Linked DNA regions of Homo sapiens: region 1 is linked to region 2. A link is a contact called in ENCODE Hi-C or POLR2A ChIA-PET data. All regions are on one chromosome and are shown on one strand. The core of a region is the stretch at or near the end of the contact, and the rest is flanking DNA. Distances in the headings are between cores, read along the strand shown. Region 1 overlaps STK10 (serine/threonine kinase 10). Region 2 overlaps FBXW11 (F-box and WD repeat domain containing 11).

The links. Hi-C counts contacts between places; a loop is a spot of excess contacts on that map. ChIA-PET counts read pairs that join two places held with the same protein, here RNA polymerase II (POLR2A). Pooled maps may share reads with other maps.
Region 1: a loop to region 2 is called in a pooled map, with 4 times the contacts of the local background. The contact joins two enhancer-like sites. A Hi-C loop is called at or near these places in 7 of 50 pooled maps. POLR2A ChIA-PET finds 5 or more read pairs at or near these places in 5 of 52 experiments (OCI-LY7, RWPE1, WTC11 and 2 more).

What each region holds. Positions count from the first base shown.
Region 1 is chr5:172,064,932-172,069,181 of GRCh38, forward strand. The region is part of intron 12 of STK10 (serine/threonine kinase 10); the gene reads right to left. Among named protein-coding and RNA genes, the nearest start is that of FBXW11, 60 kb to the left of the region's middle. RefSeq lists an enhancer at 1,838-1,887. Within about 2 kb of position 1,905, at least 3 of the 41 ENCODE cell types and tissues checked have a DNase peak (open chromatin) inside an H3K27ac peak, as active enhancers do.
Region 2 is chr5:171,956,212-171,960,338 of GRCh38, forward strand. FBXW11 (F-box and WD repeat domain containing 11) reads right to left here. Exons shown (of 14, transcript NM_001378974.1): 2 at 1,386-1,487. Among named protein-coding and RNA genes, the nearest start is that of FBXW11, 48 kb to the right of the region's middle. Within about 2 kb of position 1,725, at least 6 of the 41 ENCODE cell types and tissues checked have a DNase peak (open chromatin) inside an H3K27ac peak, as active enhancers do.

The DNA of each region.
Region 1 (4,250 bases), core at 655-3,154, 110 kb after region 2:
GGCCAGCACCCTACGCGGCTCCCCACCAAGCCCCTCTGAGCAGGTGCTCCACACTGGCCTACTCCTGCCTGCCGCTGGTTTCAGCTTCCAACTCCCCCAGAGTGGGCAGGTGCTGTTTTCAGCAGCTTGGTATCCACCCCCCTCTTCTGGTAACAGCACCTCAGTTTCCTGCAGGGAAGTGTTTCTCAACCTTTTTAAAAAATTACAGTCCCTACAGAAGTTCTTTTAGACATTTTTCCCTAATCCCTCTCCCCCCATGAAATACTAGTCCAACAGACAATATCGTCAATCTGACAAACCATTGTCATATTTCAGTTATTTTGCTTCCTTTAGGGTAACACTAGCCGGGCTGAAAATGCACTTTTTTTTTTTTTTTTTTTTGAGATGGAATCAAGCAATTCTCCTGCCTAAGCCTTCCAAGTAGCTGGCATTACAAGTGTGCACCACCACACCTGGCTAATTTTTGTATTTTTAGTAGAGATGGGGTTTCACCATGTTGGCCAGGCTGGTCTCAAACTCCTGACCTCAAGTGATCTGCCTGCCTGGGCCTCCCAAAGTGCAGGGATTACAGGCATGTGCCACCGCGCCTGGCCGAGAATGCATACTTTAGTATCCCCCTTGTCAGCCCCTGAGGTCCAGGTGAACTGACATCCCTACCCCCGCTGGCCCTGGGCTGAGCATCTGATCCAGGCTGGCCAAGCAGCATATTCCATGCCCTTAGCCTCAGGAACTGATTCAGAGATAAGCACGTGACCCTCACTGGTCCAGTGTGAGCTTTGGGACGTTTGCTGGAACTACTGAAGAAAAGCTACCTGCTGTCCTCTGGGGTTGTTAAACTGGAGGGATGAAGGCCAAGGTGAGTCACCTTGTCAGCCCCTGGAGGGGACTGCCTGAGATGAACTCAGCACAGGGAAGCAATGTCCAGAGATGAGAAGAAGAATCCCTGGCAACACTCCTGCCCTCCTGGTCAGACGCCAGCAAGTGTTCTTTCCTTCTTAAGCCAGCTGGGATTGGGTTTCTGTCTTTTATAACAGGAGGGAGAAGAGATCCATGACACTTCTCTCTAAGGACCTTAGAGTTCCTCAGACAGTTCCTTCCCAAGAAACCCACACCTTCACAGGTGCCTAATAACCCAAAACCTGCATTGACAGAGGGCTCTTAAGAGCATCTGATGGGGGGAAAGGCCCGCCTGTGATCAAAAAGAGAGCATTCCAGGGAGTTCTGGCATGGTGAGGTAAGCCAAGACAGGCTGTGTCTCCTGATAATTACAGTGAAAACTCTGCATCAAATATGAAAGCAGCTACTTGAGGACTCTGAAAACCAAACAAAAGCAGGTGGCACGAAGGGGAGTCAAAACTTGCAGACAAGACTGGTACAGGGGATAAGTTTCCTATTTTTTTTTTCACCCTTTTGCTCTCCTGGCTTTGCACCAATTCCAGACCTGCCCAGTAGTGCAGTAGAAAAGCTGGCTAAAACTCTGTAAGAAACCTTGTGTTTCTGGCCAGAGAACCAGGAAAAGAGGCCTGTGCAGTCCAGTGAGTATGGGATGAATCCCAAAGAGAAGGGCACAGAAGGCCAGGCGGAGTGGCTCACGCCTGTAATCCCAGCACTTTGGGAGGCCGAGAAAGGTGGATCACTTGAGGTCAGGAGTTCAAGACCAGCCTTGGGCAACATGGTGAAACCCTGTCTCTACTAAAAATACAAAAATCAGCCGGGTGTGGTGGCACATGCCAGTTATCCCAGCTCCTTGGGAAGGAGGCATGAGAATCACTTGAACTCAGGCGGCGTAGGTTGCAGTGAGCCGAGATCATACCATTGAACTTCCAGCCTGAGGGACAGAGCGAGACTCCGTCTCAAAAACAAAGAGAAGAGCGCAGGAAAAGGGAAATTCCTAACTGTGTGTGTGAACACAGAGATTCACCCCTGAGCTGAGTATGAGTGAGACAGGTGCCAAGCAGTATAGCAAAAAACAAAAAAAGCAAAGACCCAACTAAACTAACACTGAAACCACTACCCACAGAAGATCAGACAGAACCTGTGGTCTGCAGGGTTTCCTGTTAAACAAAAAACATCTACATTCTTCAAAAGATTATAATACGGACCCACAGTCTACAGAACATAACACTGAAATGTCAGGGATAGCCAGGCACGGTGGCTCACACCTGTAATCCCAGCACTTTGGGAGGCTGGGTGGATCACCTGAGCTCAGGAGTTCGAGACCAACCTGGGCAACATGGCAAAAACCCGTCTCTACAGAAAATATTAATACAAAAAACTAGCTGGGTGTGGTGCCAGTGCACCTGTAGTCTCAGCTACTCAGGAGGCTGAAGTGGGAGGATCACTTTAGCCCAGGAGGTTGAGGCTGCAGTGAGCTGTGACTGCACCACTGCACTCCATCCTGGGCAACAGAGCAAGACCCTGTCTCTAAATAAATAAATAGAATAAATAAATAAATAAATAAATAAATAAATAAATAAATAGAATAAAATGCCAAGGAAACAATAAAAAATTACTCTACATACAAAGAATCAGGAAATAGAACCAATTTTCAAAGAAAAAGGCAATCAATAGATGTCAGCTCCGGGATGACACAGATGTTGGGACTGGCAGAAAGAAACTTTAAAGCAGCTATTATAACTGTACTCCATGAGGTAAAGCCCTTTAATATTTCAAGTATGGAAAGATGAAAGTTCACAGCCCAGAAAAACTATTTTTTAAAAAATTAGAAAATTTAAAACTAAACAATACAATGTCTGAAATTAAAATAAAACAATAGTGGAATGGTGATCACAGAGGAGGGTCATTCATTTGAAGACTGATTAATAAAGATTATATAATATGAATGATAGAGAGAAAAAAAGATGAAAAAGAGGAAGGTTTCAGGAACTTATGGGAAAATTATCAAAAGCTCAATGAAACCCAAACAGGTTAAATTAAAAGAAAACCACCCTCATACATATCATAATAAAACTTGAAAACCAAACACTAAAAAAATTCAGGAGAGTAGTTAAGAGAAATGTGACATATTAACACAGGAAAATAATGACTCCAGTGACCATGGATTCCCCAACAGACACTAGGGAGGCCAAAAGCCACCGGAGTATCATCCTTAAAGTGCTGAAAGAAGGGCCGGGCGCGGTGGCTCACGCCTGTAATCCCAGCACTTGGGGAGGCTAAGGCGGGTGGATCACGAGGTCAGGAATTCAAGACAAGCCTGGCCAAGATGGTGAAACCCTGTCTCTACTAAAAATACAAAAAAATTAGCTGGGTATGGTGACAGGCGCCTGTAATCCCAGCTACTCAGGAGGCTGAAGCAGAGAACTGCTTGAACCCGGGAGGCACAGGTTGCAGTGAGCCGAGATCACACCACTGCACTCCAGTCTGGGCGACAGAGCGAGACTCTGTCTCAAAAAAAAAAAGTGCTGAGATAGGTATGTCTAGTGAAACTATCCTTCAGAAATGAAAGTAAAATAAAGACATTTTCAGATGAAGGAAAGTAGGAAACTTTGTGGTCAGGAAGAAAGGCTACATTGGAAGTTCTTCAGGTTGAAAAGAAGTGAGCTGAGAAGAAAACTTGTATCTTCAGTAAAAAAGAAAGAGTGACAGAAATGGTAAATATCTGGATAAACATAATCAACACTTTTTCCCTTAAGATCTTTAAAATCTCAATGACCATTTAAAGCAAAAGTTGTCACATTGTCTGGTATGGTTTTTAATATATGTAGATATAATACATGTGATAGGCCAGGTGTGGTGGCTCACACCTGTAATGCCAGCACTTTGGGAGGCTGAGGTGGGCGGATTGCTTGAGGCCAGGCAAGACCAGCCTGGCCAACATGGTGAAACCCTGTCTCTAGGCATGAGAACTGCTTGAACCCAGGAGGCAGAGGTTGCAGTGAGCCAAGATCATACCATTGCACTTCAGCCTGGGCGACAGAGCAAGACTCTGCCTCAAAAAAAAAAAACAAAACCAAAAACGTGACAATTATAACAAAATTGAGAAAGTATCAAGAAATTTACATGGTTGTAAAGGTACATTTTACTTAAAGAATTACAATATCAACTCTAAATAGATGCTGAGATAGGTATGTATATTATAATGCCCCAGAGCAACCATTAAACACAAACACACACACACACATAAAATATAAACTAATTCATGAATTAAAAAATAATACTAAAAATATTCAAATACTTCAAAAGGAGGTAGAAAAACAGGGAAGAGAGGAACAAAAACCAAAGGAGACAAA
Region 2 (4,127 bases), core at 475-2,974:
CGCAAATATCCATTATACAGCATCAAGGAGAGCACATGCAATAATGGCTGCCATTCCAAGAACATTTTTGTTAAAAGTTACATCGCATGCACAGAAGCTGCTTTTCCAAAAGTAAACATATATTCATTACACTGAGCCTCACTGAAGCATCCTGTTCTTGTAAGGTGAGACTTGTAACCCACCTTTATATACAGAATCTAAAGACAACTGGGCCTTATATTGAACTCGCTCTCCAGTTAACTGTGTTAGTGAGGTTCCAGTACAGTTCCCCAAAGAAAGCAATTTGAATCAATAACCACACCAGTGCTACTCTGAATGTTTGCCAATAAGTAAATAAAATGCCTGACTCCAATATGAAGAACATTTTCCTCCTTCCTGGCTCCCCAGCTCCATTTAAAAATTGTAAACATGAATAGAAAGATAAACTTGAGAACAGCAAAGTCACCCATGCCATCAATAATATCCCTCTAACTCAGTGCCTAATTTTGCAGTTTTCCTCAAACAGGACAGTCTCAACCAGATGCCAGGAATTTAATATGGCTTTTCAAAGATATATCAAACTGTCTGGAATATGCAGTGATGAAAACTGAATATTGCTACTGAAACCATATTTAATTAAACACATGCTTGCTCAGAGCTTCAGAAATAAAGCTACAATGTTTTCTTCCTTGGCTCTCTTAGAAGCCACCCCAACAAGAGAGGGTCACCAGCTGCACTCCTGCTAACAGTTCTATCCTGAGCAACCCTTTCCCATCCACCCCCAAAAAGTTTTACTTTTATCTGTGGAATTCTCTGCCGGCCTCGGCCTGGAAAACTGGGTGGACCCTGAGGACAGGTGTCAGATCTGGCCTTTGGGAGGTGGCCCAAACTGACAAATTATTGGCAGCATAAAGCTATGATCTTTATAAACTTCAGTTTGAGGCTTTATGCCAGTAGTGATTCCCTCCCCGCTCCTTTTTTGAAGAGGGGAGAGAAAGCAAGCCAAAAGGATGAGTTTCAAAATAGAAAAAAATCACCACTTTAATTATGAAACCCTCCCAACTCAACAAAGAACTGTTAAAGGTAGCCAAATGGAAAATGTCAGGAGTTTTTTTTGGCACATGCGCAACTATTAAACATGAGAATTACAACCTCAAGGTGAGGGGAAAAGAGTAAAAAGCAGGAGCAGAAAAGGGGAGGACAGGGCCCAGCCAAAGACCCGTTTGCTCAAAAGGGCCCCTCTTGGTACTAACTCCTCCATGTGGGGCACCCAGGCTGGAGGAAAGCAGAGGGTTACACAGAACATTTAGCAGACTTAACATTGGATTAAACACACTACTGCAAGTTTCAACAAATGTTCATGGCATACGTAAAAACACATTTACAACAAGAAAGAAGAGAGGCACCTGGAGACATCTGACACTGGGCATGCTCTGCAGGCAACTCAGTGCGCACATGCTCTCTACCAGGTTGGCGCAGCCTAGCCACAAAGACCTTGGCACAGAACACTGCAGGATGACAAAAAGGAAGGAAGAGAAGAAGCAGTTAGAGGCCGCAACAAATCACTCCTTCACACAGGCAACTTGAATGTTAGTTGGGGCAGGGGGTGCACCCTTGGCAGTTTGGAGGTTAGGGATGGTCCCAGACAGCTCACTGAAACCTTGGGGGAGGGCCCACTTGATGTTCTATGGAAAGGAGGTTTCTGCTGCCAACCACTAATTTCTCAGGGTACAGTGAATAGAATCAAGAGGGACAGAGAGAATGTTTAAACAAAAACCCACCAAAGGGAACTGTGAAAGTTTGAGTGCAAAACAAGATTAGTGGTGAGATTGTCGACTACAATTTCATCAGTGCCACAGTTTCTCGTCTATGTCACATAACCATAATTGTCATCGTTGTTTAAGAACCTACAAAACCACAAAAAGTGCTATTTGCCCAGCACTTTACATTTGTTCTCTAATCCTCATATCATTGTAAGGAAACCGAGGCTCAAAGGTTAAGTGATTCGCGCAAGGACACACAACAAAGGAGGGGAGAGCCAGAATTTCAAACTTTGGTTTGTCTGCTACCAAAACCCACATTCTTTCCACAAGACTATGATGCTGCTATTGTGAAAACTTATATCACCCCAACTTTTATCATGTGAGTAAAGTTTTGCACCTCCCTAAGGTAAAATCACAGGAGACCTAAAGAATAAGGCAAAAAGAACAAGAAAGATGGGTGACAGACTGATAGATAAAGGCAATAAAAGAGGTGATTTAAAATGCATGATTTTCAGTGTCATCACATCTCCACCTTCCCAAAGGAAAAACATTGGAACGTCATGATTTTCATTTTAGACTTTGTTTACAAAGTCCGTCTGACATGACTAAGAATTAAAAAGCTTATTTAATTTACCTCTTCGATCCTCTTTTAAAAGCTTGCTGATTTTAAAGGAATTAAGAAAAAAAGTAAAATATAAAATGAACATATGTACTACGGCTACTACTTAATAACCATTAGACCATACTGTAAAGTTAATAACCATTAGACCATACTGTTCAATCATTCAGATATAAAGTCAATTAATTTACTATGGCAAAATCAATACTCATGTAACAAAAATTAAAGGTGAGTGTTTGGGTTCAACCAAAACATCCCAGAAGTCTTGGACCCAAGCTCATAAACTTGTTTGTTCTAGCTATAATTAGAATAGCCAAACACCCTCATTTGCCTGAGATAGTCCTGGATGACACTTATTGTCCCCTCATAACTTTCACTCTCAAAAGTGTTCTGGTTTAGTGGATAAATTCTATTATCACCCAACTGCAATACAAACAAAGATAGCTTTGCTTGAAATCAGAGAGACCTGGGTTCCTATCTAGTATCTGTCACTTACTAGTTACAGTTCACCTATGATACACGGAATATTGAGATTACTTAGAAAAGGCATTTAAAGAATACAAAATCAGAGGAACCAAATGGAATAAAAAAATTGAGCAGCTTTCTGGTAGCAATGAAAATGACACACTTCCAAGGTGTGCCTTTATTCCAAAGCCAATACAGTGGCAATATATCATTGAAACTCCAGGTACACAAATTTTGTTGCCTCAACACTTTGCAGAGTACCAACCACAGAAGGTGCTGAATAAAATAATGAAATAAAATAATGAAAGTAGTTGCCATTTATCAAGCTTCTGTTATGTGCTAGACAGCTGAAATAGTAAACTCTCACAATAACCCTGTAAAATAGGTATTATTCCATTTTATGATGAGGAAACTGATGATCAGGAAAGAGATATCAAGCAGAGTCCCATGGAATTTTTTTTCCATTAAGAAAAAAATTTTTTTAATTAAAACAGAAAGGAGAGCCTGATTTGTTAAAACAGCAACACAGACCAGGAATGGTGGCTCACACCTATAATCCTAGCACTTTGGGAAGCCAAGGTGGTCAGATCACTTGAGGTCAAGAGTTGAAGACAAGCCTGGCCAACATGGTGAAACCCCGTCTCTACTAAAAACACAAAAATTAGCCAGGCGTGTGGTGGCACACACCTGTAATCCCAGCTACTTGGGAGGCTGAGACAGGAAAATTGCTTGAACCTGGGAGTCAGAGGTTGCAGTAAGCCAAGACCACGCCACTGCACTCCAGCCCAAGCGACTGAGCGAGACTGCCTCAAAAAAAAAAAAAAGAAAAGAAAAGAAAAGAAAAAAAACCAGCAACTTGTCCAAGGTGCAGGGGAATAAGGGCTAACTGATGGCAGAATTAGGACTAGTAAATTAAACCTGACAAGCTGATTTTCTTTCCACTACAACAAACACTCTCTATCCAGAGATATTCTTACACATGTTTAATAAAAGAATACTTACATCAGCATACATCACAAGTGGATGGGCAAAGAAGAGAGTTTAAGGACTACACCTAGCCAGGTGAGGTGGCTCACGCCTATAGCCCCAGCACTTTGGGAGGCCGAGGTGGTGGGATTACTTAAGCCCAGGAGTTCGAGACCAGCCTGAGCAACATGGTGAAACCCCACCTTTACAAATAATACAAAAGTAGCCAAGCATGGTGGTATGCACCCATAGTACCAGCTGCTCGGAAGGCTGGGGTGGGAGGATTGCTTGAGCTTGGAAGGTGGAGGTTGCAGTGAGCCAAGATCGCAGCACTA